Linked DNA regions of Homo sapiens: region 1 is linked to region 2. Evidence: chromatin loops called from intact Hi-C (ENCODE). Cell type or tissue: left ventricle myocardium inferior. All regions are shown on one strand. Links, peaks and the distances in the headings refer to the core of each region. The heading gives the core; the rest is flanking DNA. Region 1 has its middle 110 kb from the start of DUSP6. Region 2 has its middle 9.3 kb from the start of DUSP6.

What was found. Peaks named below come from ENCODE experiments on the same cell type or tissue, not always from the same donor. Only the 100,000 strongest peaks of a DNase experiment are listed, where the experiment ranks them.
Region 1: it touches region 2 in a loop (2.0-fold over the local background); 26 of 110 quality-filtered maps call a loop at or near these places.

Annotation. Positions count from the first base shown.
Region 1 is chr12:89,243,523-89,246,440 of GRCh38, forward strand. No RefSeq gene overlaps it. Among named protein-coding and RNA genes, the nearest start is that of DUSP6, 110 kb to the right of the region's middle. In left ventricle myocardium inferior, for the core only: no CTCF peak of the experiment used is centred there; no DNase peak of the experiment used is centred there.
Region 2 is chr12:89,341,750-89,344,667 of GRCh38, forward strand. No RefSeq gene overlaps it. Among named protein-coding and RNA genes, the nearest start is that of DUSP6, 9.3 kb to the right of the region's middle. In left ventricle myocardium inferior, for the core only: no CTCF peak of the experiment used is centred there; a DNase peak (open chromatin) is centred at 1,602; H3K27ac peaks cover 1,222 bases.

The DNA of each region.
Region 1 (2,918 bases), core at 219-2,718, 98 kb before region 2:
ACAGCTATAAACTTCCCCCTTAGTATTGCTTTTGCTATATCCCATAGATTTTGGTATGTTGGGTTCTTATTATCATTTATTTCAAGACATTTTTCAATTTCCTTCTTAATTTCTTCATTGAGCATCTCCTCCGAGCCACAGGTCACCCAGTCTACATCATTTCTCATCTGTCAATCACACCACCTCTTAGCTCTTGTGTCAGTCTCCAGGACAACCATACTTCAGCCCCATTTCCTTCTGATATGCTCTGCTTAGCCCAGTGATTCTTCTAGGCAGCTAGTTCTCCTAAATTACTACATTGCTCACAAACACTTAATGGCTCCCATTGCCACATAAAATCCAAACTCCTCTGAGTAGTCCATGAAGCCCTCTGTGATCTCATCCTCATCTCTTGCCACATGCTTATGGCATCCTAAGCTAATCACCAAATACATCATGCTGTTTCGTGTCTTCATACCTCTTATCATGCTGCTCTCTCTGCCCAGAAAAGGAACATCCTTCCTCACCTACCTTCCAAAACTGAAAACCTCTTAGTCCTCTTTCAAGAATCTGCTCAAGCCTGACCTCACCAGCTAGACTTGCCACCTTCTTCCTTTCTGCCCCCACTTTTCCTCTTTCTCTTATTTGCCATTGTATCTATCACACTGAATGGCTTTTGTTTATTTCTGCCTTAACTCCTAGACCATGAGCTCTTTGATAGTAGGAATCAAGTCGTGTTTACCTATGAGTTCTTAGTACCATGCCAAATGCCTGGCACATAGTGGGTGCTCTATAAACATTTATTATGTTGATCTTTCCTAATTCTTTTAGGGACTCTTTTGACAAGAACCTCACTTAAAACTAAATCAGCTTGAAAAGACCAATATCAAAAGATTTATTCCTGCTTTAATTGGTTAGAGTATAATTTCACATTCCAGGAACCCCTGAAATATCTTTTTTTTTCATATTTTTTTCTTAGAAAGTCATTTCATTTTGCCAGTTGGAACAAGCCTAGAAGTTTGGTGTTTTGTTTTGAAACTGAAAATTGCTTTAAGAGGCACTTTGTGCACTTGGACGTGGTTGAGAAGAGACCCACAGAGATGATTAAAGGCTGAAAAACAGACTAAGAAAACTGGAAGAGAAAGCTAAAGGCAATTTAGTAATCAACGTCAAGCATATGAAAGGTTGTTATTACCAAGGAGGGTGACAAGCCCATGCTGTTCATACCCTCTAAGGGGAGAGCAACAGGAAATGAGGCAAGTTGCAGCATAGATGACTTCGGTTAGATAAAGAGGAACTTACTTGGCAGAAAACATTGCTACAAACTGAAGGGTCCAACAGGAATGATGCTTGGTCCCTCCTTCTCCAGAGGTATGTAAACAGGAAAAGTTTCCAACTGCCTGGAATGTTCCCTGTGCAATATTGCCTAAACTAGGGAATAGAATTAACAGTTTTGAGGGACAGTCTCCAGAAAAGACATAGATTTTTGGCACCCAGGACACAGGTGACCTGACAAAGTCCTTCCAACTCCAAAAATCTTGGAGAAAGTATTTCAGAGGAACTGAATTCAACAGTCACATCTTTTCACTACACATTTACTAAGCCTCTTTTCGAAGCCACGCCAGGTTAGATACCATCCCAATTACTAAGGCATAGTTTATGCTAATAGAGGAAAGAGCTGATTACCACATATTCTTTAGAGGCCTATCAGGCATCAGCTCTCCGAATTCTGTCTCACTCATACATGTGCACACATATACAACTACAAAGCAACCGCCAAAGCTACTTGCATTTCCTCTGAGTGACACCGACCCCTAGCTGCTCTAACCTCCAAACCTTTGCATGTGGTATTTCCTCTACCTCTAATTCCCTTCCCCCACTTCCTTACTTTGTAAATCCCTTCTTGTCCCTAAAGATACTGCTCAGGCATTACCTCCTCCAAGCTGCCCTCTTGCCACAGCTACTATTCCCTTCACCCCAACTCTAGATTATGATACTCTTTCATGATCCCTGGCTGAAAGCATTAGGAACTGAATCAAAATAATCCAAAAGAGAACTTGTTGGAAGTATAATGTATCAGCAGCTCAATAGCAGATAGAGGAACAAGCTTGCAAATGCCCAAGATTTAGGGGAGTTAAAGCCAAGAACCAGAACCAATAATCCAAAAGAGAACTTGTTGGAAGTATAATGTATCAGCGGCTCAATAGCAGATAGAGGAACAAGCTTGCAAATGCCCAAGATTTAGGGGAGTTAAAACCAAGAACCAGAGGGTATAATTGTCTTATATTTGAAAGCATCAGGACTGGATGTTTCTACCTCACTTCAGTTCAGAATGCCCTGAATATACTCTCTCCATCCTAGTATCAACATCCTAAAAGAGGGTCTCATCGGCCAACCTTGGGTCTCATGACTAGTCTGAACTAGCCTGTGACTGTGCTAGGGTGGGAGAGGAAGATCACTCTTTTCAGTTTGTCTAGTGAGCATTGGTCACTAGAAATTATCATCCCACTTAAATTCACACAAAGGAGGAGAGGTGATTCCCCCCAAAAAGAAATTGTAATAAAATAGGAGAGGCAAGGTAAGCTAAGCAGCTCTCTCTTACGTTCATTACATTGTGGTATGATCCTTGGTTTTCCTGTCTGTGTTCTTAGTAAGTTCATGTGCACTCTGAAGGCAGCAATTGTATCTTTTATTTGTGTCTCATAGACTATTGGGTACAGAATCTGTGATCAATAACCTTTTACAGGTTCTTGGTCAATATTTGTTGAATGATACATGAAGGCTAAGACCATATGTATCCCTGTGTCTGCCAACTTCAAGCTCAGTGCTTTTTCTACCATACCACAAGGTTAGCAGGGATTATGTGCTCAGCCTTAATCCAGTTACCTGTTTCTTAACCTAAGGTATTTGTTGTTATTGGGGTTTTTTTTTTAATAAAT
Region 2 (2,918 bases), core at 111-2,610:
GTGCAGTGTACATCCTGCCTCCAAATGTAGCCTGGTCCTTCCCTGAGGAACAAAGTTTGAAAAGCATTGTACTGATATTTTTAATGCATATACTCAATAGAGGACTAGTATTTAGAGTGTCCAAGCACCTCTGATATCAATACAAAAAAATAGAAGTAACACAACTGAAACTTGACAACAGATTTGAACAGGCTCTTCACAAAATAAAATATCTTATGGCCAATGAACACAAGAAAAGGATCCAACCTCATTAGGAATCAGAATAATGGAAATTAGAATCAAAATAAACTACCATTTCACATCTACTAGATAGGTGAAAACTAAAAAGTGTAAACAAAACAAGTGTTTATAAAAAATTTGGGAGAGTATGAAAAGTTAAATATCATTAGTGGGAATATAAGTTGGAATATCCACTTCAAAAACGATTTTAATTGTCTGAAATTGAGGTTCTACACAAACTATGCTTATTCCACTCCTCTGCAAACCACCGGGAAACGTGTACACATGAGCATTAGAATACATGCACAAAAGTATTCTTAGCAGTATTGTTCAAAATAGTCAAAATTAGGGGGAAAAACCCAAATTCTACCAATGTAAGATTACCTACTATAATGTAATACATGAAACACTATATTTTGCATGAAAATAATGTATACCATAGCTACACTCAATAACTTGGGCGACTCAATCTCAAATATAATGTTTTCTCTGACAAAATAAAAAAATTAATATTCTTTTATAAAAACTGTTTTATTTTATGGGTCAATCTAAAAATTTTTTTGTTTCTTTGTTTGAGCTGGAGTCTCGCTCTGTCACCAGGCTGGAGTGCAGTGGCATGATCTCGGCTCACTGCAACCTCTGCCTCCCGGGTTCAAGCGATTCTCCTGCCTTAGCCTCCGGAGTAGCTGGGACTACAGGCGTGCGCCACCACGCCCAGCTAATTTTTGTATTTTTAGTAGAGACAGGGTTTCACCATGTGGGCCAGGATGGTCTCGATCTCTTGACCTCGTGATCCACCCGCCTCAGCCTCCCAAAATGCTGGAAATACAGGCGTAAGCCACCGCACCCGGCCTTTAAAGAGTGTTTTGACGGCATTACTCTACTGTTAACGTTAGAAACAGATGAAAAAAATAGGAATAAAGGAACAATTATAGCAGTTGTTGAATGTTTTCAAGATTGAACCAAGAAATTAGTATGGCTAAACACTTTCATATCTATCTCCGTGGGTACTCACTATTACTCTCACAGTCCCACATTGAAACAACATTCACGCAACCAAGATGTGGCACATTGTACTTTCCAAGAACAACTGCAACAATATTTTCCATCTCTTGTGCTTTTTCAGAATTTTTCCTCTCCTCCATTAAAAGATGGATTTTTACGTTCTTTCTCCTTAAACTTTGTATGCAGCAGAAGTGACCTCTGAGCAGGTCATAAAAATCAACATAGTTTCCACCAGCCTCTCTCTCTCTCTCTCTCTCTGGGGATTTCACCCATGGAACCCAGCCACCATACTATGTGGAAATTTAGGCCACATGGAGAACCAAAGTCCCCAGCCCCGGCCCCTGGCAGAGGTCCCAGTGGGCAGCCAAAGCCAAAACCAACTCACCAGCAAAGTGAGTGAACTATCTTAGAAATGAATCCTCTGGCCAGCAGTTGAGCTGCCCCTGACAAAACTGCGCTGATCAGAGGCCAGCCTCCCCTGCTGAGCCCTGACCAAATGCAGACTTAGGAACAAAATAAATGACTGTTATTTGAAGCCACTAAGTTTTGGGGCGCTTTGTAATGTAGCAATAAATAAATGGAACATAAGATAAAAGGGTATTCCTGCTACAATTTTTCAGAGAGCCAGGTACACCCGAAGATCCCCTGCTGCTCCTTCCGCTCTTTCTTTCCTCCTTCTGTTCGTGTTTGCAGTAGGAATTAAACTGGACCCAATGAAAAATACTTAACGTGATAAATACTTAGATTTTCCCCAAAAGTAGGAAACAGAATTCTTTAGAATTAGCAACCTTTTCCAGACTTGCTTCGTGCTTTCTCGGATGTCATTATCAAAAAGTGAATGATATTTCCTCACTTTTCCTTTGAGTGTCTGAGAGTTCATGTTTGACGGTATGGTGGTTTAACATGTTTTTATTACATCAGTGATGGCTAATAGATATGCACGCCTTCTCTAGTGGTGTTTTCCATGACAAAGTAAGAAAGTGAGTGGGTCAAATTGCATACATGTGGGCCATTAATCCTTTCCTATATAAAAAAATAAAATGTGGGATCTAAAATGTTAGTTGGAAGCAGATAGGGAAATACAAGACCTTGCCCGGTAGTTTCTTCAGGGCTCCTCTTTGATTTGGGCACTTTAGCGGTTCCATCTAGAAACGGGTCATTGCCTTCAGCCTCTGAGGGCTCCTGGGAGGTCTTTCGTTGCCTTTTATTTTTAACTTGTTTCATCGAACCAGTGCAATGCACACCAAGGCCTGGATAAATATTTGTGAGTTGTTTGAACTTTGTTCTGTGCCCTTCAATATTCTCAGGAAATCGATTTTGGACTTTAAAGAAGTTTGAAAATTCGTTCACCATAACTGGACTGATTCAGGGCCAATTGCTAAGTGAGCAGTGAGAACACGGGAGGAACAAGGGTATTTGAAAGTCTTGCAGGATCTTTCCGAAAACGATTATGGCTGTGTGAGGAACTGCATATAAATTTACACCCAAAGTAATCCTTCTGAAGCAGCTGAAAGTCTGAAGACTGACTTTTTTTAAGAGGACATTTCAAGGATATTTTCTTACAGCCAGCTACCACATGATCTGCCCTGGCTGTATCCTAAAAACCCCCATCTCCATTATTTGCTAATTTGCTGGTCAGTTTACCTCTCTTCTTCTGTAGACCTGCACCATATATATGTCTTCTGCCTCTCCTC